Regions from separate parts of the Homo sapiens genome. Here region 2 is linked to region 1. Evidence: read pairs that join two places in POLR2A ChIA-PET (ENCODE). Cell type or tissue: CD4-positive, alpha-beta T cell. All regions are shown on one strand. Links, peaks and the distances in the headings refer to the core of each region. The heading gives the core; the rest is flanking DNA. Region 1 overlaps CNIH4 (cornichon family member 4). Region 2 has its middle 39 kb from the start of WDR26.

Region 1 (15,162 bases), core at 3,428-11,427:
ATAGCAGGGGTTTTTTTTTTGTTTGTTTTGTTTTGTTTTGTTTTTCGAGACAGAGTCTCGCTCTGTCACCCAGGGTGGAGTACAGTGGCACAGTCTCGGCTCACTGCAACCTCCACCTCCCAGGTTCAAGCGATTCTCCTGCCTCAGCCTCCCAAGTAGCTGGGACTACAGGTGCGTGCCACCACGCCTGGCTAATTTTTTTTTTTTTTTTCTATTTTTAGTAGAGATGGGGTTTCAGGATGGTCTCAATCTCCTGACCTCATGATCCGCCCACCTCGGCCTCCCAAAGTGCTGGGATTACAGGCATGAGCCACCGTGCCTGGCCAAGATAGCAGTTTTTAAAAATTGCTATTTTTTTGAAATAGTTTAGAAGTCAGAACCATTTTAGCCTCTTCCTGACAAAGCAGGCTTCCTAAAATCCCTTCACTGTGCTAAATCCACCCATTAGTGGATTAGATTAAAATTGGAGTTTAGATAGTTTTCTTTTCACCATTCATCTTATTTGCTTTTCTGTGTCTTAAAAACTAGATCAGAAAAAGCACACTGGTATCAGTTTCTGATTCTCATACCCTACCTCATTACTAATATGCTTAGTTCTTAATCCAAGTATCAAAGATGATGAATAAGGAGCAAAAAAAGTTAATGATGAGAACATAATGATGCACCTATTCTTGTTTTTAATACTTTTGTATCTTTACTGTCATATATGTTCCCTTATATTTGTTTCTGAAGAGACAAAAAACAAGCTGGAATTGGCTTAGCTAAGGTTATCCTTTCTTCATCCTCCCCACCCCTGCGGTTTCATGCTGTTGGAAAGTAAACTAGAGCAGGCATCTCCTGGGGGCGGTGCTGTAGGTACAGCCCACGTAGTCATGCTTTGCAGAGTAAATTTAGGCTTGGAGGTATCTTGCTTAGTAGACTCAAAGTCTTAGGATTTAAAAATGTACATGAGTTTCTGAACTCTTAGTCGTAGAATTTAAAGTGGTGGGGAGTGGCTGGGCTCGGTGGCTCATGCCTGTAATCCCAGCACTTTGGGAGGCCGAGGTGGGTGGATCACAAGGTCAGGAGTTCAAGACCAGCCTGGCCCAAATGGTGAAACCCCATCTCTACTAAATATACAAAAATTGGCCAGGTGTGGTGGCGGGCGCCTGTAATCCCAGCTACTCGGGAGGCTGAGGCAGGAGAATCGCTTGAACCCGGGAGGTGGAGGTTGCGGTGAGCCGATATCATGCCACTGCACTGCAGCCTGGGTGACAGAGTAAGGCTCCGTCTCAAAAAAAAAGAAAAAATAAAGTGGTGGGGAGTTGGACTGGAGGAATTAAGATGTAATTTTGGGGCAGGTTTAAGATATTGTTCTTTATAACTAAATAAAAGATAGGCAACTCATGTAACTGGTTTGCCTGGGCAGCTGTGTACTTCACTGGCTGTACAGTTTTCTTTTCTCTCTTCCCTTCCTTTCCCTTCCCTATCAGCCTGTCATTTTCAGCCACATTGCTATTACGTTACCCTTTGGTGTTACATATAGTTCAGAGGGTCAGAAGATGTCCTTGTAGCACTTTTCTCTTGGTTTTTGGTTGCTGTTTTTAAACAGTGGTTTTGCTATTACTACCAAGTCATTAGCTTTTGATTGCAGAGATTTTATGCTACTTGTCTTTGTATCTAACATCTGCCACACCTTGCCTAATACCTTGGACCTAGTTGACATTTCAGGACTTGTTGAATGGAGTTAAAGTTTTGAAAAAATGCTCATCTTCTTTAGAGAATGGGGGAATCTATGCTTTTGGTTTTTTGATTGGGTGCTAGCCTAGTGGAATGTGGGCTCTACCACTTACACTGTGGCCTGGGGCAAGTTTCGTTTCTTTTTTTTTTTTCTTTTGAGATGGAGTCTCACACTCTGTCCCCCAGGCTGGAGTGCAGTGGCATGATCTCAGCTCACTGCAGCCTCCGCCTCCCAGGTTCCAGGGATTCTCTTGCTTCAGCCTCCCGTGTAGCTGGGATTATAGGCGCACGCCACCATGCCCGGCTAATTTTTGTATCTTTAGTAGAGTCAGGGTTTCACCATGTTGGTCAGGTGATCCACCCACCTCGGCCTCCCAAAGTGCTGGGATTACAGGCGTGAGCCACCACACCCGGCCTGGGGCAAGTTTCTTAACTTGTCTGAGCCTCAGTTTCTGATCTGAAAAGGGGATATTAATGATATTAATAGTACCTACCTCATCACATTTTAATGTGGGCTGAGATAATACATGTAAGACACTTGTTTATGCTGACCCATAGTAAACTCTCAAAAATCTTTAAAAAATATTAGCTGCTATCATTAATTTTTACTGTGCATTGAGTACATTTAGTATGGTTGAATTTGGACAATTATTTATACCATAAGTGATGTAAGGATATTTTTGTGTATTTTAGGCATTTCATTTCAGCAGAGCAAGGCTGATCCCAGTATTTCAAAGGAAAGGATGGTTTTGTTATTGTTAACTGTGTCAATTTTAGTGGCGTAGCATTTATTGGGTGACTGCTGTGTGTCAGACATTGTGTACAACATTGCAAGTGACACAGAGGAGCAGCACAGAACCCCTACGGTAAAAGCTTGGAACTTGGTAATTGCAGGCCCGGTTGCTAGTAGAACATGAAAGTGGTAATGCTTGGGCCCTGCTTTCATCTCAAGAGTTGCTCATAGTCCAGTGGTAGAGACAACATGTAAGCCACAGCAGCAGGAAGAAGAGCTGTGGAAGGAGGCTGTGCAACTGCCCTGGGCTGAGAGGCCAGCTTCCCCAACGAGGTGCCCTAGAGCCAATCACAAAACCTGAGTAAGAAGTTACTGCTTTGATGGAGTGGTGGGATGGGGAGAAGAGGTTCCAGGCATAGAACAGTATGTATCTGGCTAGAGAATTTAAAGGTTTTTTTTTCTGGACATAGGTGTTTTTTGTTTTGTTTTGTTTTTTTTTAACTGAGCTAGGTTGTTTTTGTTTTGTTTTGTTTTTATTTTTTTAACTATAGCCTAACATAGGTTTTAAGTTGTACTTCCCCCAACTCCCCACCCCCAGTCACTCTTTTTTAGTGAAAAAGTTTGGACATGAAAGATCCTAATATATTCTTTCCTTTGGGTATGAATGATTGTCTTTTACTCAAATGATTGTTCCTTTGTGAACCTTAGGGACGCAAGTCTGGACAAACCAGGCTCTGTAGGAACATTCCTGAGAAAACATTAGTGACATTCATTTCTTCTTTCCACAGTATGATCTTAGCTTTGATAAATGACTGAAGCTGGAGAAGCCGTGGTTGAAGTCAGCCTACACTACAGTGCACAGTTGAGGAGCCAGAGACTTCTTAAATCATCCTTAGAACCGTGACCATAGCAGTATATATTTTCCTCTTGGAACAAAAAACTATTTTTGCTGTATTTTTACCATATAAAGTATTTAAAAAACATGAATTGAGTTTCTGTAGATTTCTAGTTCTCAACTTTAGCCTGAACGCCAACACTTGAAGGTGTTTTTCATCCTCTGTATGTTGAAGGTGGTTATTTGTATGTAGGAACAGGACTGCCATCCCAGCTTTGCATGCCAAAGAAATAAAGAACACACTTTAAAGGGCAAACTGAAGAGATGAGCGAGCAAAGGTGCCCTTCAGGTCTACTGAAAAGTTAGAGTACAAAACAACACTGTTGATCTGGACAAAAGAAGAAAAATTACCCTTTTTGCTTGTGTTGTGACAACTTCATTTAATATGGTTTAAAGATTTATGAGACTGTCAGCTAAAAGTCTTTTCACAAGAATGTCAACAGAGAATGGCATCTCAAAATATATATATTTCTTTGCACAATTTGTGAAACCTTATAAGCCATTTTCCCCAGGTACAATGTAGTTCCTGCTGATAGAAAGGAAATATTTTGTCAAGAGCTTTCATTTAAAAGCTACTACCTCCACAATCACCCCCAAACCCAGAAAATCCCCACTGGCTCTTGCCAGTCTGGTTTTCGTATTGCAGTTATTCCAATTGTATTTGATCTCCCTGATAACGTATTTTCATGGGTTTGGGTAGAAGATGCTAATCAGATTAGAAGCAGGAATAGTTATTTGCTGTCTGTGAAATTGAGCCTTTTGGTGCGCCACGTGGTGCCAGATCAACACTTCTATCCCTCTGCACTGACCACGTTGTGAACTGGGAGACCAAATGCAAGCCATTTCATGGACATAGCAATATACAACCAAACTCTGTTCCTTGGAGTTATATTGTAAACTCTTGCAGGTGGGAGAGCAGTTCACCTCCTTAGCTCTGTTTGCCAGCTCTTACAGGGTAAAATAAACCTGGCAATTTATCCTCAGTCCTAGTTTGTGGTTTAATGTTGCTATCTTAAGCACTGGCATTTGGGCAAAACATGACTGTGTTCTGTGGGAGAATCCAAAGGCATTATTCACTCTAGTTGAGATAGAATTGGGTGGCTAAACAGGGTGTGTGGTACCCAAAAGATTAAATGTTACATGTCCTTTTAGTCCTTGACCAGGTCTAGCCTTGGCAGAAGCAAGGGAGCCACTAAGCCAAACTCCCTGTGCAGACAGACCATGTTTCAAGGCTGGAAGTAGTGCCCTGGCAACACACAAAAGGAACGGTGAAATGGTAGGCAAAGTGAACTTGGCTCTGCTGGCCTCTTTGGGGTCACAGAAATTGCTCCTTGTGGTAATCTTATATTTCTGTCAGGCACAGGGCCAAGAAGCTGTGTAACAGACATTACTTTGCTTGCATCTCTTTTTCATACCTTTTCCCTCTGAGGCAGCTTTTGCTTAGAAAACAGTCCCTTCACTCTGCCTTTCCTCCTAACTTCCTGTGCCTCTTCATGTTCTGCTCAAGCTTTTTAAAGCAACGAAGCTGTTGGAGAACTTAAATCCTTGCAACTGAGAGATAAGCTACTTAAAGGCGGTAGAGATCTTTTTTTTTTTTTTTTTGAGATGGGGTCTTGCTGTGTTGCCCAGGCTGGAGTGCAGTGGTGTGATCTCAGCTCACTGCAACCTCTGCTTTCTGGGTTCAAGCGATTCTCCTGCCTCAGCCTCCCAAGTAGCTGGGATTACGGCTAGCTACTCCTGGCTAATTTTTGTATTTTTAGTAGAGATGGGGTTTCACCATGTTGGCCAGGCTGGTCTCAAACTCCTGACCTCAAACGATCTGCCTGCCTTGGTCTCCCAAAGTGCTGGGATTATAGGTGTGAGCCACTGCGCCTGGCCATGTAGATGACTTTTGACCAAAATGTTTCACCTTCTCATTCAGATATTCTTAGTAACCAAAACAGTGACTCATGCAGTTGAGAGAGCCTTTGGGCTGTCAGTTTACAGTACATCAGGCTTGCTGAGGCTAAGCAAATCAGAAAGGTGCCATGTTTATAACAGAGGTCAAAGCTCCTTACTTCTGAAACATTAGCTGTGGTTAAAAACAAAAACTCTTCCTTCTTGTATTGCTTGTCTATCAAAGCCAGGAAAGTGGGGGATCACTGTAGTTAAATTTTTTTTTTTTTTAATTAGAGACAGAGTCTTGCCCTGTCGCCCAAGCTGGAGTGCACTGGCGCAATCGTGGTACACTGCAGCCTTGAACTCCTGGACTCAAGCAGTCCTCCTGCCTCAGCTTCCCAAGTAGTTGGGAGTAGGTGCACACCACCATGCCCAGCGAATTTTTTGTAGAGACAGAGGTCTTGCTATGTTGCCTAGGCTGGTATCAAAATTACTGGCCTCAAGCGATTCTCCTGCCTCGGCCTCCCAGATGTTGGGATTACTGGTGTGAGCCACCACGCCCAGCTCAAAAACAATTTTTTTAGGGGCACTTCTACAAATCATGAAAGGGGGATAAAAGCACTGACTTTAAAAAGCCATGTTTAAGATGCTATAAATGTTCTCCCCTTTTCATTGATTGGAGAGTTGTAGAGGACCTTAGAGATCATTTTGTCTAACTCCCTCATCCCAAAGATAAACTGAGGCCTAGAGATCGTTCAGGGTGTTGTAACTGGGAACATCTGAATGCTGAGGCCTAGAGATCGTTCAGGGTGTTGTAACTGGGAACATCTGAATGCTGAGGCCTAGAGATCGTTCAGGGTGTTGTAACTGGGAACATCTGAATGCTGAGGCCTAGAGATCGTTCAGGGTGTTGTAACTGGGAACATCTGAATGCTGAGGCCTAGAGATCGTTCAGGGTGTTGTAACTGGGAACATCTGAATGCTGAGGCCTAGAGATCGTTCAGGGTGTTGTAACTGGGAACATCTGAATGCTGAGGCCTAGAGATCGTTCAGGGTGTTGTAACTGGGAACATCTGAATGCTGAGGCCTAGAGATCGTTCAGGGTGTTGTAACTGGGAACATCTGAATGCTGAGGCTTAGTCCAGTGTTCTCTCTCCCTTACCACTCCTCTTCCCCTTCCCTCTATAATGGCAGTACCCAGGGCCCGGTCCATAGACTACTATCGAGTGCTCCTATGTGCATCTTAGTACGTATCATTTTCCCTTGCCTTTTTCCTTCTATCCTTTCAGTGGTAGCAACTGCCCTTGCTAATCACCGTAACCTCGGCTGAGAAAGAAGAGGAAGCGAAATCCAAGATGCAGCTCAGTTCATCAAAGCCTAGCAGGTCCCCTCAGCTGCCTTTTCATGCCTGCCACAGACTACAGTAGGACAAAACCTGACCTGGTCTTTGAAGTTAAGAGCTAAGAAAGCTTCCTATAGTAGTATCTCCCATGGCACTTACCACATTCTATCTGGTATTACAGTTATTTGTATGCAATTAATCACTCTTAGATTGTATGTTCCTGGAGGGCAGAATATGCCCATTCATATTTGTATCTTCTTCCTTCTGCTCTTGGCACCTAACACAGTGCCTTGCACACAAACAATAAATGATTGTTGAGTGAATAAGTAAACCTGATTGTGGTGTTCTATTGCTTTTTCAGCAAGAAGTCAAACTGATGGCCTTTAAGTCAGAGAAGCAGCAATGGAGCAACATAATCAAAGTTGACCATCTTTGTTTTCAAGACAGTCACATTATGAAATATTCTGACATGCTAGGCTAGGAAATGGCTATAACTGGTTCACTTGAGACTGGAGAAATCAGCTTTGCTAACAGGTAATACTTTGTCAAGTAGTGAGAAATATTATATACTAGGTATAATTAGTTGTCCCCAAAATCTAAATAAACTTGTTCTAATATATGGAAAAGGGCAGCAAGATAGAGAAGGTAAGTTTGAAATTCTACAATATCTGGATCTTTGTCACCTGAGTTTATGTACTTTAAACCAAATATACTATTTTACTATGTAGTATAGCAAAGATTGAAATATTCTTGGTAAATGAAGCCTTTTGGATCTAAGCCATATTTTTCAGGAATTTTTGAAAAGGTAACTTTTTTTTGCTTCAGTTAAATACAGTCTAATGACTGAAGGTCATTCAAAGCTTTCGGGTTATCATTCTTCACTACAGTAATCACAATAATGGTCTGGACATGCTGAAGGGACTGTTCACTGAGCTAACTTGGTTCTGAGCTCAGGTGCTCTTTAATAAGTTCTTGGGTAAAGGCTGCTTTTATTTTTAATTGCTTCCCTCTGAAGCTGGGTGGAGAAGAGTGAGTGGGTGGGTGGTCGGAATCAGCAGGCTGAGAGAGAACTCAGTGGTTTGCCTGTGGCTTCCTCTGCTGTATATTTGGTTTGCTACATCCGTTATGGAGCAATCTTGGTTTCATCTATATCAGTTCCCATTAAACGTTAGCACCTAGTTAGAATGTGAGTTAGTTGAACATACACTTTAATTCCTGTTTTCTAGATCTTATTTCACAGGTTGGATGCAAACTGGGTGAGAATTGAACCTCTCGTGTTGCTTAATTAAAAGTAACACATTTGACTGCCACTGGTATCTATCAGAAAGAGACCTGTGGAGCAGGTTGAATCCTCTGGGGTAGCTTTATATAAATTTGCCAACTTTCTGGGACAGAGTAATAGGATTTACCCGTGTTAGTTGGTAATTTTCTATTTTACCAGGTACAATAATCAACTTACGGTCATACTTGCTGATTCAAACAGCAGAGAAAAAAAATAAACTTACAGTCATTCTTCTTTTATCCATTACCTACCACCTTCTTTGCCCTCCACTGCCCTCCATTTTGAAGCAAATCCCAGACCTTGTTACATCTGTCATATTTTAGTATGTTTCTCTGTAAGATAAGGGTTCTTAAAACACATGCGACTAGAGGAGCAGTGTCACACAAACTGGCAATTCCTTAGAATTAAGTATCTAGGCCAGGCACAGTGGCTCATGCCTGTAATCCCAGCACTTTGGAAAGACAAGGTGGGAGGATCACTTGAGGCCAGGAGGTCGAGACACCCCTAGGCAAAATAGTGAGACCCCATCTCTTAAAAAAAAATTAGCCGATATAGGCACCTATATAGTCCTAGCTACTTGGGAGGCTGACGTGGAGGGATGGCTTGAGCCCAGGAGTTCAAGGTTACAGAGAGCTATGATCACATCTCTGTACTCTAGCCTGGGTAACAGAGCAAGACCCTGTCTCTTGAAAAAAGATTAAAATTTGTTGTGGAGGTTTCCCTCTACAAAACTTGAGTCTGTTTTACAATTAGAGCAATCAGGCCGGGTGCGGTGGCTCATGCCTGTAATCCCAGCACTTTAGGAGGCCAAGGCAGGCAGATCACTTGAGGGCAGGGGTTCAAGACCACCCTGGCCAACATGGTGAAACTTCATCTCTACTAAAAATACAAAAATGGGGCACGGTGGCTCACGCCTGTAATCCCAGCACTTTGGGAGGCCGAGGCGGGTGGATCACAGGGTTAGGAATTCCAGACCAGCCTGACCAACATGGTGAAACCCCGTCTCTACTAAAAATACAAAAATTAGCCAGGCGTTATGGCGGGTGCCTGTAATCCCAGCTACTTGGGAGGCTGAGGCAGGAGAATTGTTTGAACCTGGGAGGCAGAGGTTGCAGTGAGCCGAGATCGCACCACTGCACTCCAGCCTGGGCAACACAGTGAGACTCCATCTCAAAAAAATAATAAAAATAAAAAATAAACAAAAATTAGCCGGACATGGTGGTGCGTGTCTAGTCCCAGCTACTTGGAGGCTGAGACGTGATATAATCGCTTGAACCTGGGAGGCAGAGGTTGCAGTGAGCTGAGATCCACCACTGCACTCCAGCCTGGGTGACAGAGCGAGACTTAAAAAACAAAAAAACAAAAAACCCCGAAGCAATCAATATGAAGGAGTCTCCTGAATTTCAAGTGTCATTTCCTTCTGTCAGTTAAGGAGTTCACTAGAATCAAAGTGGGGCCTTAAACTTTTCATCTATCTTTGACAAGTTTTAACAGTCAATTTTTCCAAGGTAAGTGGCCATCTATAGACACCAAAGAAATATTATATGGTGTAGTGACTAAAAACATGAGCTCAGAGGCACCTAGGTTTGAGTCCCAGCTCCTTCATACATATACCTTTTAAAGCCTATTTCCCTCATTTGTAAAATGAGAATTAGCATATCTGCCCCACAAAGCTACTTTGATATTTAAATGAGAATATATATGAATGGCTCACACTCATAGTGATTGGCCTACAGTAAGCACCCAAATGAATACTTGTTGCTCAATAACCAAATAGGTGTATGTGAAATAGGTGTAAAATTAATGTGGTTAGTTCCTCCGAATGCCCTTCTTGCTCCTGCTTTTTGTTCTTTTCACTGATGTAACATAGCATTATGGTCTTGTGGTTGGTTTTCAAACACCAACAAATGAATTGGTACCAGGCTGACAGCATAAAATTACCTTGTCTTGAGCAGTGACTCACACCTATAATCCCAGCACTTTGGGAGGCCAAGGTGGGAGGACTGCATAAGGCCAGGAGTTCGAGACCAGCCTTGGCAACAAAGTGAGACGCTCCCCCTACCCGTCTCTGCATAAAAAAACTTAAAAATAAAATTACCTGGAGTGTTCACACACACACACAAATTCCAGATCTCCCTTTTGAGATCTGAAAGGTGCCTCAGAAATCTGAAACTTAGAAAAGCCCCCAACTGACTCACATGCATTTGGATTTAGAGGTTAAAATTGCAGGCTTTGGAATAACAGGTTATATCTTCAAGCTTATCACCTGGAAAATAGTGGGCAGTAATACTTGTTTACAGTAGACAGTTAAATAATGTACGTGAAATGCTTAGCTTAGTGCCTGGCATCTAACAGGCACTCCAATTGTCTACTTTTACTAAGAGGAAGAACAGAAAGAAAAAGGAAAACCAATTTAGTTGTTTAGTTTGTGTACAAGTTAACAGAAACTTACTGAAAAGGTCTTTTCATGCAAATCCATTAATGGGACAAAAAAGCCCACTTAAACATACTTACCTGTGAAAGGTTCAGGCATGTTCATCTACAGTTAATTTTCTTTTACAGAATATAGCATATAGATCCAAAATGTATTTTGTTTCCTATCAGAAGTGCATCTGCCTGTTCTTTAAAAAAGATTTTTAAAAAGTTTTGTTGATGTTAATAAAATCAGGGATCCCTTTTCTGAATGCTTAGGACACAAACTGATATTCTTCAGCTATGGGGGATGAGGGAAAATTATTCAACATTTGGAAACTACCTGGAATACAATTTCCAATCCAATGTGTAGCTCTATTTCTTATATTCAAAACAGTAGGGAAAAAAGCCACACAGGCATTTTCTTATGTTTTTAAAAATAAGCTAAAGTTGCAGTGAAATCACTTTTATTCCAGATCTGTTCTATCACCATGGCTAATTGTCTTAAATGTCTTTCCTGAGCGTATGAAAGAATTCTAAAGTCTTAATCATATAGGAAGGACGAATGTACATAAAGTTGCGCCAACTTTAATATCATGACCAAGGAAGCCACTACTCCTTACATCAGAAAGGGAAGTTAAAACTTGTCTCATCTGAGAACAAGAAACAAAACACAACAAAATAAACTTGATTGAAAATTTGCTATTTGTCCTTTTGATTCCCACATTAGCTATAATTACATGCTGATTTAATAACTTTAAGTACATGACTAGAATGTTTCATATATAGCAAGCTCATTTAAGTAGGCTAATCAAGTTTGAGGGAGAAGAGCCTACTGCCACAAAACCAACAACAAAGATTCTTGAACGATGTGATATGATGAGGGGAATACTTCTGTTTGTTGAATCTTAAGTTTTAGATTTTTTTGGAAAAGAGAAGTCATTAAATGATGTAATAAAATACCAGTTTTTCTTTTGCTTAAGTGGAAGAGAATTAGATTGTATTTTATTTATTATTATTTTTGAGATGGAGTCTTGCACTGTCGCTCAGGCTGGAGTGCAATGGCGCGAGCTTGGCTCACTGCAACCTCCGCCTTCCAGGTCCAAGCGATTCTCTTGCCTCAGCCTCTTGAGTAGCTGAGACTACAGGCGCCGGCCACCACGCCCAGCTCATTTTTGTATTTTTAATGGAGACGGGGTTTTGCCATGTTGGTCAGGCTGGTCTTGAACTCCTGACCTCAGGTGATCTGTCTGCCTCAGCCTCCCAAAGTGTTGGGATTACAGGCGTGAGCCACTGTGCCCGGCCAGATTGTATTTTAAAAAAAAATCTGTACTCTTAGATTTGTTAAGACTGAGAAAATTTCTATACCTGGTCCTGGGAATTGGCATGGAACTCTAAATGTAGATGAATAAACTGACTAAATTAGCTAAATCTGCTGTTAAGGTATAGCTGTATTTAAAGAAAACAAGTAGAAAAACTTCTTCCTTCTCTTTCCTGTTAATCAGAGGAAGCTGCAAACCATGATTTTCTAAGCCGTGAGCTATGGAAGCAATACCTCTCACAGCTACACTCACCATTAGTCGGCTGCCAAATACTTATTTTTCACATTTGAACTTTATTTTTGAACAAAATAGGGCATGCAATTCCTTTGAAATGCAAATACTCCTAAAATTTTTCTAAGTTTATCCATGAATGCACAGTGGCCCTTAAAAAGACGATCCCAGGCCAGGCGCGGTGGCTCACGTCTGTAATCCCAGCACTTTGGGAGGCCGAGGCAGGTGGATCACGAGGTCAGGAATTCGAGACTAGCCTGGCCAATATGGTGAAACCCCATCTCTACTAAAAATACAACAATTAGCTGGGCGTGGTGGCGGGCGCCTGTAGTCCCAGCTACTTGGGAAGCTGAGGCAGAAGAATCACTTGAACCCGGGAGGCAGAGGTTGCACTGAGCCGAGATCGCACGACTGCACTCCAGCCTGGGCGACAGGGCAAGACTCCGTCTCAAAAAAAAAAAAAAAAAAAAAAAAAAAGATGATCCCAACAGACTAACCACTGCTTCTTTAGCTATCACTCACAAACTCTAGGTACATATATGGAAGGCAAATTCAGCAAATCATAGCCAGGCATGATGGTTTGTGTCTGTTATTTCAGCACTTTTGAGAGGCTGAGTCAGGAGGATATTTTGAGCCCAGCAGTTCAAGTCCAGTCTGGGCAACACAGTGAGACTCTCTCTAAAATACATAAAAAATCAGCAAATGTTTTAGGCAAAAAGAGTACTACTTAAACATTCAGATTAATGGATATTAGGAGATGTAACACACCAAGAATTATTTAGGTATTCATTCTGTTTATTGGATTGAAAGAAAGGGAATACAAACGACTGGTTAAGTGCTGCGCACTGACATGGAAAAAGTGTCTTTAAAAAAAAATCCCAGTAAAGCAAATCAAAGTTAATGTAGTTTCAGTTGAACAAAAATTTAAAGACGTTTAATACATTACACATTTATAAAATAAAAGTCAACAAAGGGTGTTTTGTAAATAATTAGTAAACAAGTGAAAATAAATATCAGAGACCTGAAGTTTTTATACTTTAATGAATAAAGCAAAGAAATTTAAACTAAGTAAATATAATCTGAGAGGCAGTTAAAAAAACAAAAATCAAAACCCACCAAAATTGAAGAACACAATCTTTTGAAACATTTAATCAGTCCATAGCAAATAGTTATTACATACCAAAAGCTCTAAGTGTTAACTAGTTCCACCACAATGCCATGTAAATCTTGACAATTTAGAAATCTTGAGATCAACACTTAAGTTCTTTTCTTGATCTCTACAGCTTGGTTTGTAAGTACATACATGCTTTTGTGGATCTATTCCCCTCGCCACACACACACATTTTCAAGGAGCCAATAACATTTTTTTCCATCTGTGCCTAAAAATGTTACAATTCAGTTCTAGCACATTGACCCTGATAATGAAAATGTTTAAGTTAAAGATGGGGACACAATTTCAATCTTATAAAAATATACCAGTATTAACCAAACCTTAAACTCAGAGGGCACTTCACATGTGCACGAGACTTTCAGTAAAAATGACAAGATCCTAGAACAGCTGTTTCCAGGACTTTTTAATGAATCAAGTACTCTCTCTCTCACACACACACAGAACACACACACACATTTTTATACTATTGGTTTTGTTAAATCCAGGCTATCTGGATTAAGTAGATAGGGGATGGGTTTTTATAGTTTTTATTTTTGTAACTATAGGGCAGCTACTATAACAATAGCTTAACAACACTGAAAAATTTCAATTAAGTTCACCCTGTTTTTAGAAAGTGTCTAAGTGTAAATGCAAATTCACCTCTTCTTAAGTTAGCAGTTTATATTAAATCAGATATGGTTTCTGAAATGGAAGTAATGTGTTGGAGGGCAACCCAAAAGGACAGTTGCGAAATTATGAATGAGAAATTAAAGTAAAACCAAATCAAAATATTTATACATTTTAGAGATGGGACAAAAAGGATATTAAGAAAAATGTCTTCTTTCCTCCCCATTCAAAAGCAGCCATTCTTCTACTGTGAAAGAAACTGACATGGATATTTTCCCTTTCAAGAGATGTATGATATATTTACCCACTGTGAGGCAGAGGTGATAGGGTCAGTTCTTGTTTGCAGGAACCAACATCCTAAAAAAGAAAATGTCAAGATGGGGAGGGGTGGGAAAGAAGGGTTTTCTATTAATGTCATGGAATATGCCACTGTAGAGGCAGAACACTCCTAATAATAACATTCACCAGATTACTACTGCTGTTTTTTTCAGACTAAGAAAATACTGACAAAATTGGATTTTTTTCTCCTTTCAATTGCAGGATATTCTGATTATTTAAAGTTAGGGAATCCCTTTTTTATCCCCCCACCCAATAAAATGGGCCAATTTGTAGGGATATATGCAAATAAAATGTTCTCTGTTTAAAATACTTACCTGGTTTAATATAACACATTTATCTGGCCAATAAGAGCAACAGAAATGTAGCTGTTATGAAGACTAAAAAAATACAAAAACCAAAGCTGAAGCTTTGTCATCCCTCCCCACTAACTCCCACTCCAATTCTTTACTACCCACATACTAATCTCAGTAATCCCCAAGTCCAACATTTTACCATTAATAACCAATTATTTGGAGGAAAAAGACATTTAATTTTATATTTGCTCTAGCCCTTAATCAATGCATAACAACAAAAACATTTTTAAGCACATGGAAATGAGCCTACTAACCTGATTTTTGGAGCCCAAATTCTCCACTCTATTTTGATCTATGTGCAAAAAGTATTGGTACTTTTCAATTTATACATTTGTTAGTATCTTGTGGCTGGCTTCATAGTATAAGACTCACTCTTAAGCCTACTATAGAGCCTACAGCACTATCAGAAGTTTTCAATTAATAGCTATGGATCAGAAAATCCTGCGATCAGTTTCTCATACCATAAAATCCTAGGCTTCTTTACCATTGATTTCACCTTTCGAGCACAGTCACTGCATGGCAAATGTATGAAACAGACGTTTACAGCAAATAAGTACCAGTATGTACAGGAAGCTGCCAGTTAAGACAGACCCGGAAAACAAACTCACCTAGCTGCTATAGAAACCTTTGCATAGTTGTTACTCCGTTTTAATAGGAGTTATGTTCTTGTAAAATGTGCCTCACTTTTACTCCACTTTTTAAAAAGTGTTTTTAAACTGTACTTCAGAAGCACTCTGAAAACTCAGATCTAGGGGTGGTTAGGTGAAGTAGAGTAGAATCTGAGTGCCAAATTGCCCCTGAATGGGCACAAATCTGAGTGTTACAAATGCACCGTAGCACACTGTAACCAAATTTGTAAACAGCTGTGGAGTTTCTATG
Region 2 (15,162 bases), core at 2,963-10,962, 93 kb after region 1:
AGTTCTATGCAGTTTTATCATACATGTAGCTTTGTGTAATTGCCACCACAATCAAGATACAGACCCATTTCATCACCATAAGCCTCCCTGATGCTTTTATAGTCACATCTACCTTCTTTCTCCCCAGTCCATAACCCCAGCAGCCATTCTTCTGTTCTCCATCTTTTAATATTGTTATTCAAATACATTACGTAAATGGAATCACTTATGTAGTGTCATACAGTCTGTAGCTTTTTAAAAAAATCAATCAGCATAATTCCCTTGAGAACCAGCCAAGGCCTAATTCTATCGTAGTTTTTTCCTTTATGTTGCAGAGTAGTATCTGTGGTATGGATGTACTACAGTTTCTTCAACCATTTATACATTGAAGGACATTTGGGTGGTATCTAGTTCTTGGCTATTATAAATAGAGTTGTTATCAACATTCATGTATAGATTGCAGAGCGCATATAGGTTTTCATTTGCCTGGGATAAATGCCCAAGGGTGCAATTGCTGGGTTGTATGGTAAGTGCACTTTTAGTTTTAAAAGAAAATGCCAAAATATTTTCCAGAGTAGCTATCCCATTCTACATTCCTGCCAGCCATGTAAGAGTGATCCAGTTTTTCCCATATCCTTGCCAGAATTTGACATTTTTTATTTTATCACTCTGTTAGGCATGTAGTGATAATGCATTGTGGTTTTAATTTAGATTGCCCTAATCACTGAGGTTGAACATCTTTTTATTAGCTTGTTACCTGTATCTACTCCTCAGTGAAATGTTTTTAGTACACTTGCTAATTATATTGTTTGCTTTTCTACTGTTGAGTTTTGGAAATTCTTTATATTCTAGATACTAAATCCTTTGTTGGATATTTGGCTTGCAAATATTTTCTCCCAGTCTGTAATTTATCTTTTCATTCTCTTGAGACAGGGTTTCACTCTGTTACCCATGCTGGAGTGCAGTGGTGTGATCATGGCTCATTGCAGCCTTGACCTCCTGGGCTCAAGTGATCATCCCACCCCAGCCTCTCACGTGGCTGGGACTACAGGTGTGTGCCACCATACCCAGCTAATTTTTTCTGTTTTTTGTAGAGACATTTCTTGAACTGCTGGAAATGTTGCTGAGGCTGATCTTGAACTGCTAGACTCAAGCCATCTGCCCACCTCTGCCTCCCAAAGTGCTGTGAATACAGGCGTGAGCCACTATGCCTGGCTCTTTTCATTCTCTTAACAGGAGCTTTCACAGAGCAAAATTTTCTAATTCTTAAGAGGTCCAATTTATCAAGTTTTCCTGGATCATAGTTTTTGTTTGTTTGTTTGTTTGTTTTTGTTTTGCTCTCATTGCCTAGGCTGGAGTGCAATAGTGCGATCTCAGCTCACTGCAACCTCTGCCTCCTGGGTTCAAGCAATTCTCCTGCCTCAGCCTCCTGAGTTGCTGGGATTACAGGCAGGTGCCACCAAGCCCGGCTAATTTTTGTATTTTTAGTAGAGACGGGGTTTCACCATATTGGCCAGGCTGGTCTCGAACTCCTGACCTCAGGTGATCCACTCACTTCGACCTCCCATATTGCTGGGATTACAGGCATGAGCCACTGCGCCTGGCTGGGATCATAGTTTTGATATCAAGTTGAAGTACTGTTCTCCCAGCCGTAGGTTTTGAAGATTTCCTCCTGTTTTTTTTTTTTCCAAAAGTTTCATAGTTTTACATGGTATGTTTAAATCAATGATTCATTTTAAGTTAATTTTTGTAAAAGGTATGAGGCTCTTCTTTTTTTTTCTTGGCCTACAGACTTTTTTTTTTTCTTCACCAATTGTTGAAAGGGCCGTCCTTCCTCTATTAAATCATGTTTGTACCTTTTTTCTTTAAAAAAATCAGTTGTACATTCTTTTGTGATTCTATTGTTTCCTCTATTATATTTCATTGATCTACATATTTATTCTTCCACCAGTACTCTACTGTCTTGATTACTGAAGTTATTTAGTAAGCCTTAACATTGGGTAGAATGATTCTTCTTACAACATTCTTCTTTTTCAAAATTGTCGTAACTATTTTAGGTCCTTTACCTTTCCATATAAATTTTAGAATAAGTTATTTATATCTATAAGAAGCCTTGCTGGAATTTGGATAGGAATTATGTAAATCAATTTGGGAAAAATTGATGTTTTTAGTGTTGAGTTTTCTAAGTCATAAACACAGTATTTCTATTTATTTAGGTCTTCTGTGATTTCTTTCATCAACATTTTGTAATTTTCAGCATACAGCTCTTATACATGTTTTGTTAGATTTATAACTAAGTATTTCATTTGCTTTGTAGCAATTGTAAATGGTATTGTGTTTTCAGCTTTGGTTTCTACATGTTTGTTGATTTTTGTGTGTTGATTCTGTGTCCAGTGACCTTCCTTATTAATTTTTAAAATTGCAGTTAAAAATAGATTTATTAGGATTTTCTGTGTAGATAATTGTCATCTACAAATAGGGACAATTTTATTTCTTTCTTTCCAATCTGTCTGCATTTATTGTTTTTCTTTCTTTATTGCATAGGCTAGAACTTTCAGTACTGTGTTGAATAAGAATGATGAGAGTACGTCTGTGGTAGGAGAAGGTGGGAGCATCACTTGAGGCCAGGAGTTAAAGGCTGCAGTGAACTATGATCATGCCACTGCCACTGCACTCCAGCCTGCGTGACAGAGTGAGACCCTGTCTCAAAAAAAAAAAAAAAAAAAGAAAGAATGGTGATGCCATGTTCCTGATATTAGGGGGAAAGCATTCAGTCTTTCAGTCTTTCACCACTAATTATGCTGTTACCTGTAGTTTTTTGGTAGATGCTCTCTATCAAGTTGAGTCAGTTCCTCTCTAATCCTAGTTTGTGAAACTTTTTTTTTTTTGTGCACGTGAATGGGAACTGGATTTTGTAAAATGCTTTTTCTATATCAATATGGTCATATGACTTTTCTTCTTTTTTATTTTATTTTATTTTTTAGACAGGGTCTTGTTCTGTCACTCAGGCTGGAGTTTAGTGGTGCAATCATGGCTCACTGCAGCCTTTACTTTCTGGCGTCAAGTGATCCTCCCACCTCAGCCTCTTGAGAAGCTGGAGCTTCAGGTGCATGCCACCATGCCCAGCTAATTTTTAATTTTTTTTGTAGAGACAGGATTTTGCTATATTTCCCAGGCTGGTCTTGAACTCCTGGACTCAAATGATCCTTCCACCTTGGCCTCCCAAACTGCTGGGATTACAGGTGTGAGCCACTCTGCCCAGCCTGATTTTTCTTCTTTAGCCTGTTGATATGATGGGTTATATTGACTGATTTTCAAATATTGAACTGGCCTTGCATACCTGTAATAAGTCCAACTTGGTTATGATGTATAATTTTAAAGAATTTTTTATTATTTATTTGTTTTATAGCGACAGAGTCTTGCTCTGTCACCCAGACTGGAGCGCAGTGGTGCAAATCATAGCTAATTGTAATCTCAAACTTCAGGCTCAAGCAATCCCTCCGCCTCAGCCTCCCAAGTAGCTGGGACCACAGGCATGTGCCATCATTCCTGGCTAATTCTTTTTTGATATTGCTGAATTTAATTTATTAATATTTTGTTGAGGACTCAATTATCTCTTAAAGAGACATAAATAATAGGAAAAACATCTTACATATTTTACCTGTGTGGTAACCATTTCTGACACTCTTCATTCCTTTGGTTAGATCAATATTTCCATGTGGTATCATTTTCCTTCTACTTTCAGGCCTTCCTTTAATATTTTTTAAAGTCTGGTAGTGATGAATTCTGCCAGATTTAAAAAAAATCTGAAAACATCTTTATTTTCATTTTTGAAATATGGTTTTTAAAAAACTGGGTGTATAATTTAAACTTGGCAGTTCTTTCTTTCAGTTATTCTTCTTCTTCTTTTTTTTTTTTGGAGACAGAGTCTCGCTTTGTTGCCCAGGCTGGAGTTCAGTGGCGCGATCTCGGCTCACTGCAAGCTCTGCTTCCCGGGTTCATGCCATTTTCCTGCCTCAGCCTCCTGAGTAGCTGGGATTACAGGCACCCGCCACCATGCCCGGCTAATTTTTTGTATTTTTAGTAGAGACGGGGTTTCACTGTGTTAGCCAGGATAGTCTCGATCTCCTGACCTTGTGAGCTACCTGCCTCGGCCTCCCGAAGTGTTGGGATTACAGGCATGAGCCACTGTGCCTGGCCTTTTTTTTTTTTTTTTTTAAGAGGTAGTGTCTCACTCTGTCACCCAGGATGGAGTGCAGTGGCACGATCGTAGCTCACTGCAGCCTTCTTGGACTCAAGTGGTTCTCCTGCCTCATCCTCTCAAGTACCTAGGGCTACAGGTGTGTGCCACCAGGCCCAGCTAATTTTGTAAAACTTTTTTTGTAGAGACAAGGGTCTCCTTGTCTGGCCCAGGCTGGTCTTCAGCTCCTGGCCTCAAGTGACCCTTCTGCCTCGGCCTTTCAAAGTGTTGGGATTACAGGTGTGAGCCACCACACCCAGCCCTCTTTCAGTTGTTATTGTTTTTTGTTTATTTGTAAAAATGGGATCTGCCTATGTTTTGAACTCTTGGGCTCAAGTGATCCTCCCACTTCGGTCTCCCAAAGCGCTGGGTTTACAGGCACAAGCCACCATGCCTGGCCATCTCTTTCAGTTCTTTAAAGATGTTGTTCCATTGTCTTCTTGCTTGCATTGTTTCTTTTTTGGGGGTACATAGTAGGTATGTATATTTATGGTGTACACGAGCTATTTTGATACAGACATACAATATGTAATAATCACATCAGGATAAATGAGATATCCATAACCTCAAGAATTTATCGTTTGTGTTACAAACAATCTAGTTGTACTCTTTTAATTATTTAAAAGTGTACAATTAAATTATTTTTTACTATAGTCACCTCGTTGTGCTAGCAAATACTAGGTTTTTTGTTTGTTTGTTTGTTTGTTTTAGATGAGGTCTTGTTCTGTTGCCCAGGCTGGAGTGCAGTGGCACAATCTCAGCTCACTGCAAGCTGGGTTCAAGTGATTCTCCTGCCTCAGCCTCCCGGGTAGCTGGGACTATAGGCATACGCCACCACATCCAGCTCATGTTTTATATTTTTAGTAGAGACAGGGTCAGGAGTTCGAGACCAGAACTCCTGACCTCATGTGATCTGCCCGCCTTGGCCTCCCAAGGTGCTGGGATTCCAGGCGTGAACCACAGTGCCTGGCAGAAATACTAGCTCTTATTCATTCATTCTATTTTTTTGTACCCATTAACCATCCCCTCTTCCTCCCCACTCCCCCACTACCCTTCCCAGCTTCTGGTAACCATCATTGTACGCTCTATCTCCATGAGTTCAGTTGTTTTAATCTTTAGCTCCTACAAATAAGTAAGAATACGCAAAGTTTGTCTTTCAGTGCCTAGCTTATTTCCTTAACATAACTACCTCCAGTTCTGTTCATGTTGTTGCAAATGACAGAATCTCATTCTCTCTTTTTTTTTTTTTTTGAGATGGAGTCTCGCTCTGTCACCCAGGCTGGAGTGCAGTGGCGTGATCTCGGCTCACCGCAACCTACGCCTCCTGGGTTCAAGCAGTTCTCTGCTGCAGCCTCCTAAGTAGCTGGGACTACGGGTACCTGCCACCATGCCTGGCTAATTTTTTTGTATTTTTAGTAGAGACGGGCTTTCACCATCTTGGCCAGGCTGGTCTTGAACTCCTGACCTCATGATCCACCGGCCTCGGCCTCCCAAAGTGCTGGGATTACAGGTGTGAGCCACCGTGCCCGGCCTCTCATTCTTTTTTTTATAGCTGAATAGTACTCCATTGTGTATATGTACCACATTTTCTTTATCCATTCATTTGTTCATAGACACTTAGGTTGCTTCCAAATCTTGGCTATTGTCAATAGTGCTGCAGTAAACATGGAAGTGCAGATATCTCTTCGATATACTGATTTCCTTTTTTTGGGAGGGTGGGTATTTCCCTAGCAATGGGATGTCTGGATCATATGATAGCTCTATTTTTGTTTTTTTGAGGAACCTCCAAATTGTTCTTCATAGTGGTTGTACTAATTTACATTCCCACCAGCAGTGTATAAGGATTCCCTTTTCTCTACATCCTCACCAGCATTTGTTATTGCCTGTCTTTTGCATAAAAACCATTTAAAATGAAGTGATATCACATTTTCTATATGATAATAGAAGTCATTATATAAAAAAGATACTTGCACATGCATGTTTATAGCAGCACAATTCACAATTTCAAAAATATGGAACCTGCCCAAATGTCCATTAATCTATAAGTGGATAAAGAAAACATGGTATATATGTATACATCATGGAATACTACTCAGCCATAAAAAGGAGAGAAATAATGACATTCGCAGCAACCTGGATGGAATTGGAAATTATTATTCTAAGTGAAGTAACTCAGGAATGGAAAACCAAACATTATATATTCTTACTAATATGTGGGAGCTAAGCTATCAGGACGCAAAGGCATAAGAATGATACATTGGACTTTGGGGACCTGGGGAAAAGGATTGAGGATGGTGAGGGATAAAAGACTACACGCTGGGCACAGTGTACACTGCTAGGGTGATGAGTGCACCACAATCTCAGAAATCACCACTAAAGAACTTATTCATGTAACCAGACACCACCTGTTCCCCAAAAATCCTATTGAAATAAAAAAATTAAAAATCAAAAACCACAAAATTCAGAATTACAGGAGCTTTCCTCTCCCACAACCACCTAAGATTCTGGACAACTATATTTATAATGGGTATCTCAGATGATTCTCATGAATAAGTCATCCTGATAGATTTTAGGGCCAATTTTTCATAAGAATTCAAGGAAACTGTCTTTGCTGGGCTATGTGAAATTACCCAGAGCTGCTTATCTCTCATTGGCAGGAGGGTTTGGCATCAGTTGCAGGTGACTTATTTCCTTTTACTGTGGATGATAGAGATAATTGAAGAAAAAGCCTTAGTTTGTATTTAAAAAAATAAATAAAATAATGGGTTTGGAAGATATTATTTGCAAGCCTCATGGTAACCTCAAATTTAAAAACGTACAATGGATACACAAAAATTAAAAAGCAAAAAATTAAAACATACCACAAGAAAATCATCACCTTCACTAAAAGGAAGACAGGAAGGAAGGAAATAAGAGAAGACCATAAAACAACCAGGAAACAACAAAATGACAGGAATAAGTCCTTACTTATCAATAAAATAAGTAATTGGTAATCGACTACACTCAACAATCAAAAGGCATAGAGTGGCTGAATGGATTAAAAACAAAACAAAACAAAACAAGACCCAGTGATCTGATGCCTAAAAGAAATACACTTCACCACTTCTATGCAAATGGGAACCTAAAAAGAGCAAGAGTAGCTATACTTATATCACACAAAATAGGTTTCAATACAAAAACTATAAAAAGCGACAAAAAGGTCATTATATAATGATAAAGAGGTCAGTTCAGCAAGAGGATATAACAATTATCAATATATATGCATCCAACATGAGAGCACACAGGTATGTAAAGGAAATATTACTAGAGCTAAAGAGAGAGAGAGAGAGACAACAATAGCTGGAAACTTCAACACCCCACTTCCAGCATTGGGCACATCTCCTAGACAGAAAATCAACAAAGAAACATTGGATTTAATCTGCACTATAGACCAAATGGACCTAATAGATATTTACAGAACGTTTCATCCAATGGCTGCAGAACACACATTCTTTTCCTTAGCACATGGATCATTCACAAGGAAAGACCCTATGTTAGGGTACAAAACAAGTCTTAAAACATTCAAAAAATGGAAATAATATCAAATATCTTCTCTGACCACAATAAAATAAAACTAAAAACCAATAACAGGAGGAATTCTGGAAATTATACAAACACAAGGAAATTACACAGTATGTTCCTGAATGACCAGTGGGTCAATGAAGAGATAAAAAAACGAAAGTTTTGGCCAGGCACAGTGGCTCATGCCTGTAATCCCAGAACTTTGGGAGGCCAAGGTGGGCAGATCATGTGAGGTCAGGAGTTCAAGACCAGCCTGACCAACGTGGAGAAACCCCGTCTCTACTAAAAATACAAAATTAGCTGGGCATGGTGGTGCATGCCTGTAGTCCCAGCTACTTGGGAGGCTGAGGCAGAAGAATCACTTGCACCCAGGAGGCAGAGGTTGCGGTGAGCCGAGATTGTGCCATTGCATTACAGCCTGGGCAGCAAGAGCAAAACTTCGCCTCAAAAAAAAAAAAAAAAAGTTTTTCAAGAAAAAGTTTTCTTGAAACAAATGATAGTGGAAACACAACATACCAAAAACTATGACATACATCAAAAAAGGGAAGTTTATGGGTATCAGTGCCTACATCAAAAAAGAAGAAAAACTTCAAATAAACGATATAATGATGTATCTTGAAGAATTAGAAAAGCAAGAGCAAACCAAACCCAAAATAAGTAGAAGAAAAGAAATAATAAAGATCAGAGCAGAAATAAGTGAGATTGAAATGAAGAAAACAATACAAAAGATCAATGAAACAAAAAGTTGGTTTTCTGAAAAGATAAAATTGACAAACCTTTATCCAGACTAAGAAAAAAAGAAAGAAGGCCCAAATAAGGGAAATCGGAGCCCGGGCCGGTGGCTCACGCCTGTAATCCCAGCACTTTGGGAGGCCAAGGCGGGCAGATCACAAGGTCAGGAGATCGAGACCATCCTGACTAACACGGTGAAACCCCGTCTCTACTAAAAAATACAAAAAAATAAAAATAAAAAAAAGCCGGTCGTGGCAGTGGGCGGGCGCCTGTAGTCCCAGCTACTTGGGAGGCTGAGGCAGGAGAATGGCGTGAACCCGGGAGGCGGGGCTTGCAGTGAGTCGAGATCGTGCCACTGCACTCCAGCCTGAGCGACAGAAGGAGACTCCATCTCAAAAAAAAAAGAAAAAAAAAAAAGAAAATCAGAGGCTGGGCGCGGTGGCTCAGCCTGTAATCCCAGCACTTTGGAAGGTAGAGGCGGGCGGATCACGGTCAGGAGATCAACACAATCCTGGCTAACATGGTGAAACCCCGTCTTTACTAAAACTACAGAAAATTAGCTGGTCGTGGCTGCATGCGCCTGTAGTCCCAGCTACTCGGGAGGCTGAGGCAGGAGAAGGGCATGAACCCAGGAGGCGGAGCTTGCAGTGAACCGAGATTGCGCCACTGCAGTCCAGCCGGGGCGACAGAGCGAGACTCCATCTCAAAAAAAAAAAGAAAAGAAAAGAAAAGAAAATCAGAGATGACAAGGGAGACATTACAACGGATACTGCCAAATTCAAAGGATGATTAGTGGCTATGAGCAATTATATGCTAATAAATTGGAAAGTCTAGAAGAAACAGATAAATTCCTAGATACATACAACCTACCAAGACTGAACCATGAAGAAATCCAAAACCTGAACAGGCAAATAACAAGTGATGAGATTGAAGCCATAATAAAAATTTCGTCAGCAAAGAAAAGCCTGGAACCTGATGGCTTCACTGCTGAATTTTACCAAATATTTTAAAACTGATAATACCAACCCTGCTCAAATGATTCCAAAAAATAGAGGAAGAGGGAATACTTGTAAACCTAATACTTGTAAACTATGCACTATGAGGCCAGTATTACCAGTAAACTAGACAAAGCCTCACCAATAAAAGAAAACTACAGGCCAATATTCCTCATGAACATTGATGCAAAAATCCTCAACAAAATAGTAGAAAACCAAATTCAACAACACATTAAAAAAAGCATTCATCATTACCAAGTGGGGTTTATCCCAGGGATGCAAGGATGTTTCAACATATGCAAATCAGTCAGTGTGATACATCATATCAACAGAATGAAGGACAAAAACTATATGATCATTTAAGTTGATGCTGAAAAAGCATTCGAAAAAATTCAACATCCCTTCATGATAAAAATCCTCCAAAAAAGTGGGTATTAAAGGAACATACCTCAATACAATAAAAGCCATCTAGGACAGACCCACAGCTAATATCATACTTAAAGTAGAAAACTGAAAGCATTTCCTCAAATATCTGGAACAAGACAAGGATGCCCACTTTCACCACTGTTATTCAAGTCCTAACTGGAGCAAACAGACAAGAGAAAGAAATAAAGGACATCAGAATTGAAGGAGGAAGTCAAATTAGCCTTGTTTGCAGATAATACATCTAATATTCAGAAAAACCTAAAGACTCCACTAAGAAAACTATCAGAACTGGTAAACAAATTTAGTAAAGTTTCAGGATACAAAATCATCATACAAAAATCAGTAGCATTTCTATATGCCAACAGTGAACAATCTGAAAAAGAAATCAAGAAAGTAATACCATTTACAATAGCTACAAATAAATTTAACCCATTACCCATTTGCCCTGAGAAATGAGCACTGGCAGCGAGCTGCACTTTTTTTGTCTGAATAGGAAATGGGTTAAATACTTAGGATTTAACCAAATAAGTGAAAGATTTCTACAATGAAAACTATAAAACACTGATGCAAGAAACTGAAGAAGACACCAAAAACTGGTAAGATAGTCCATGTTCATGGACTGGAAGAATCAATATTATTAAAATATCCATACCACCCAAAGCAATCTACAGAGTCAATGCAATCTCTATCAAAATACCAATGATATTCTTCACAGAAATAGAAAAAAAAATCCTAAAATTTATATGAAACCACAAAAGACCTGGAATAGCCAAAGCTATCCTAAGCAAAAAGAACATTCTGTGTCTTTTAGGTGGAGTGTTTAGGACATTTACATTCAATGTTAGTTTTGAGATGCGAGGTACAGGTTGCTAGGGAACTGGGGGAAAGCCGGCAGTTACAGGCCTCACCCTGCTCCCAAGCAGCCCACAGTCCTAAAGCTGATCTTACTCCCACCATGCCCCTGCAACAGCACCAAGTTTATTTCTAAGCAGCTGGTGACCAGGGCTGAGAACTTGCCCCATTGAGAAAGCAAGCAGCCTCCCCATGAGCCTCCCCATTGAGAAAGCAAGCGGACTCACAGTTTTTTGGCATCTCAGGGAGCCTGCAGGGGTGATGAAGTTCCTTCAAAGGGTGTGTGGATTCTTTCGGCTTTCTTGGTATGTTCCTATGGTAGTTCTTGGAGCAAAAGTTCACGATGTGAGTCTCCACATGCTGTTCTGTCCATCTGAGTGGGACGCGCAAGCTAGTCTTTCCTCGTATCCACCATCTTAATCTCCTAAGTCGAATTCTGAATTTCAAACAAATTCTTTAGGAGATTCTTCTGCCTGCTTATATTGGAGAACCCCAAATCCAGTCCTATAGTTTAGATGGAGTAACTGAAATGCCCACAAACCCATTATTTTAAACTGATGACAATGCTGCCTGCATAAACAAACAAGCAAAAAACAAATGAACAAAACCCCCAAAATTAATAAAAACTCTACACTTTAACTTTGTCTTCCTGCATTTTAACTTATTGTTGTTTATATTTTATTATACTGTCTATGTCATGAAAGTTGTTTTAGTTATTTTTGTTGATCAGTTCATCTTTTCGTCTTTCTACTTAAGATATGAGTAGTTTACATACCACAATTACAGTGTTAATGACATTCTGTGTTTTTCTGTGTGCTTACTGTTACCAGAGAGTTTTGTACCTTCAGATAATTTCTTATTGCTTATTAATGTCTTTTCCTTTCAGGCTGCAGAACTCCCTTTAGCATTTCTTGTAGGAAGGGTCTGGTATTGATGAAATCCCTTAGTTTTTGTTTGTCTGGGAAAGTCTTTATTTCTCCTTTATGTTTGAAGGATTTTTTTTTCCAGATATACTATTTTAGAGTAAAAGTTTTTCCCTTTAGCACTTTAAATATGTCATACCACTCTCTCCTGGCCTGTAATGTTTCCACTGAAAAGTCTGCTGCCAGACATATTGCCATTGTATGTTATTTGTTTCTATTCTCTGGCTGCTTTTAGAATCCTTTCTTTTTCCTTGACCTTTGGGAGTTTGATTATTAAATGCCTTGATGTAGTCTTCTTTGGGTTAAATATGCTTGGTTTTCTACAACCTTTTTGTACTTGAATATTGTTATCTTTCTCTAGGTTTTGGAAGTTCTCTGTTATTATCATCTTGAATAAACTTTCTACCCCCATCTCTTTTTCTACCTTCTCTTTAAGGCCAATAACTCTTAGATTTGCCCTTTTGAGGTTATTTTCTAGATCTTGTAGGCATGCTTCATTCTTTTTTATTTTGTCTCCTCCGTGTATTTTCAAATAGCTTCTTCTCAAGCTTACGGATTCTTTTTTCTGCTTGATCAGTTCTGCTATTAAGAGATTCTGATGCATTCTTCAGTAGATCATTGCATTTTTTAACTCCATAATTTCTGCTTATTTTTAATTATTTCAATTTTTGTTAAATTTATGGGATAGGATTCTGAATACATTTTCTGTATTATCTTGAATTTCTTTGAGTTTTCTCTAAACAGATATTTTGAATTCCGTCTGAAAGGTCACATATCTCTGTCTCTCTGGGATTGGTTCCTGGTACCTTATTTAGTTCGTTTGCTGAGGTCCTGGATAGTCTTGATGTTTGTGGATGTTCATCAGTGTATTACTCTGTTTTCATGCTGCTGATAAAGACATACCTAAGACTGGGCAATTTACAAAAGAAAGAGTTTTATTGGACTTAAAGTTCCACATGGCTGGGGAGGGTTCACAATCATGGCAGAAGGCAAGGAGCAGCAGCAAGTCACATCTTATGTGGATGGTGGCAGGCAAAAAAGAGCTTGTGCAGAAAAACTCCCCCTTATAATAACCATCAGATCTGGTGAGACTTACTGTCACAAGAACGGCATGGGAAAGACCTGCCCGCATGATTCAATTACCTCCCACTGGATCCCTCCTACAACATGTGGGAATTCAAGCTGAGATTTTGGTGGGGACACAGCCAAACTGTTATCATTCCCTCCCTGGCCCCTCCCAAATCTGATGTTTTCACATTCCCAAACCAATCATGCCTTCCCAGCAGTCCCCCAAAGTCTTTTTTTTTTTTTTTTTTTTTTTTTTGAGACAGAGTTTCACACTTGTTGCCCAAGCTGGAGTGCAATGGCGCAATCTCGGCTCACTGCAACCTCTGCCTCCCAGGTTAAAGTGATTCTCCTGCCTCAGCCTCCCAAGTAGCTGGGATTAGAGGCATGCGTCACCACGCCCGGCTAATTTTATATTTTTTAGTAGAGACGGAGTTTCTCCACGTTGGTCAGGCTGGTCTCAAACTCCTGACCTCAAGTGATCTGCCCGCCTTGGCCTCCCAAAGTGCTGGGATTACAGGCGTGAGCCACTGCGCCCGGCAGTCCCCCAAAGTCTTAACTCATTTCAGCATTAACTCAAAAGTCCACAGTCCCAAGTCTCTTCTAAGACAAGGCAAGTCCCTTCCACCTATGAGCCTGTTAAATCAAAAGCAAGTTAGTTCCTAATTACAATGGGGTTACAGGCATTGGATAAATATAGCCATTCCAAATAGGAGACATTGGCCAAAACAAAGGGGCTACAGGCCCCATGCAAGTCTGAAATCCAGCAGGGCAGTCAAATCTTAAATCTCCAAAATGATCTCCTTTAACTCCATGTCTCACATGCAGGTCACACTGATGCAAGAGATGGGTTCCTATGGTCTTGGGCAGCTCCATCCCTGTGGCTTTGCAGGGTTCAGCCTCCCTCCTGGCTGCTTTCATGGGCTGGCATTAAGTGTCTGTGGCTTTTCCAGGCACATGCTGCAAGCTGTCAGTGGATCTACCATTTGGGGGTCTGGAGGACAGCGGCCCTATTTTCACAACTTCACTAGGTGCTGCCCCAGTAGAGACTCTGTGTGGGGGCTTCGACCCCACATTTCCCTTCTGCACTGCCCTAACAGTGGTTCTCTATGAGGGCCCTGTCCCTGCTGCAAACTTCTGTCTGGGTATCCAGGTCTTTCCATACATCTTCTGAAATCTAGGTGGAGGTTCCCAAATCTCAGTTCTTTGACTTCTGCGCACCCGTAGGCTCAACACCATGTGGAAGCTGCCAAGGCTTAGGGCTTCCACCCTCTGAAGCAACAGCCTGAGCTGTACCTTAGCCCCTTTTAGTCACGGCTGAAGTGGCTGGGACACACAGCACCAAGTCCCTAGACCGCACACAGCACGGGACTCTGGGCCTGGCCCCTGAAACCATTTTCTCCTAGGCCTCTGGGCCTGTGATGGGAGGGGCTGCTGTGAAGACCTCTGACATGCCCTGGAGGCATTTTCCCCATTGTCTTGGGGATTAACATTAGGCTTCTCCTCACTTGTGCAAATTTCTGCAGCCAGCTTCAATCTGTCCTCAGAAAATGGGTTTTTCTTTTCTATCACATTGCCAGGCTGCAAATTTTCTGAACTTTTATGCTCTGCTTCCCTTATAAAACTGAGTGCCTTTAACAGCACCCAAGTCACCTCTTGAATGCTTTGCTGCTTAGAAATTTCTTCTGCCAGATACCCTAAATCATCTCTCTCAAATTCAAAGTTCCAAAAATCTCTAGGGCAGGGGCGAAATGCTGCCAGTCTCTGCTAAAACATAACAAGAGTCATTTTTGCCCCAGTTCCCGACAAGTTCCCCATCTCCATCTGAGACCACCTCAGCCTGGACCTTATTGTCCATATCACTATTAGGCTTTTGGTCAAAGCCATTCAACAAGTCTCTGAGGAAGTTCCAAACTTTCCCACATTTTCCTGTCTTCTGAGACCTTCAAACTGTTCCAACCTCTGCCTGTTAGGTCCAAAGTTGCTTCCATATTTTTTTTGGTATCTTTTCAGCAATGCCTCACTCTACTGGTACCAATTTACTGTATTAGTTTATTTTCATGCTGCTGATAAAGACATACATGAGACTGGGCAATTTACAAAAGAAAGAGGTTTATTGGACTTACAGTTCCACGTGCCTGGGGAGGGGTGACAATCATCGCAGAAGGCGAGGAGCAGCAAGTCACATCTTACATGGATGGCAGCAGGCAAAGAAAAGAGCTTGTGGGGGAAAACTCCTCCTTATCATAACCATCAGATCTCATGAGACTTACTCACTATCATGAGAACAGTATGGGAAAGACCTGCCCCTATGATTCAGTTACCTTCCACCAGGTCCCTCCTACAACATGTGGGAATTCAAGATGAGATTTAGGTGGGAACACAGCCA

What was found. ChIA-PET counts read pairs that join two places held together with the same protein. Peaks named below come from ENCODE experiments on the same cell type or tissue, not always from the same donor. Only the 100,000 strongest peaks of a DNase experiment are listed, where the experiment ranks them.
Region 2: POLR2A ChIA-PET joins it to region 1 with 5 read pairs; 4 of 35 experiments call an interaction of 5 or more read pairs at or near these places.

What each region holds. Positions count from the first base shown.
Region 1 is chr1:224,372,555-224,387,716 of GRCh38, forward strand. It overlaps CNIH4 (cornichon family member 4), which reads left to right. Exons shown (of 5, transcript NM_014184.4): 5 at 3,241-6,898. The coding sequence ends at 3,268. WDR26 (WD repeat domain 26) reads right to left here. Exons shown (of 14, transcript NM_001379403.1): 14 at 12,592-15,162. Among named protein-coding and RNA genes, the nearest start is that of MIR4742, 18 kb to the right of the region's middle. RefSeq lists enhancers at 4,993-5,042, 5,413-5,502. In CD4-positive, alpha-beta T cell, for the core only: no CTCF peak of the experiment used is centred there; a DNase peak (open chromatin) is centred at 7,657; H3K4me3 peaks cover 626 bases; H3K27ac peaks cover 3,753 bases.
Region 2 is chr1:224,466,139-224,481,300 of GRCh38, forward strand. It overlaps a transcript of CNIH3 not described here. Among named protein-coding and RNA genes, the nearest start is that of WDR26, 39 kb to the left of the region's middle. RefSeq lists a silencer at 7,852-8,021 and an enhancer at 13,939-14,465. In CD4-positive, alpha-beta T cell, for the core only: no CTCF peak of the experiment used is centred there; no DNase peak of the experiment used is centred there.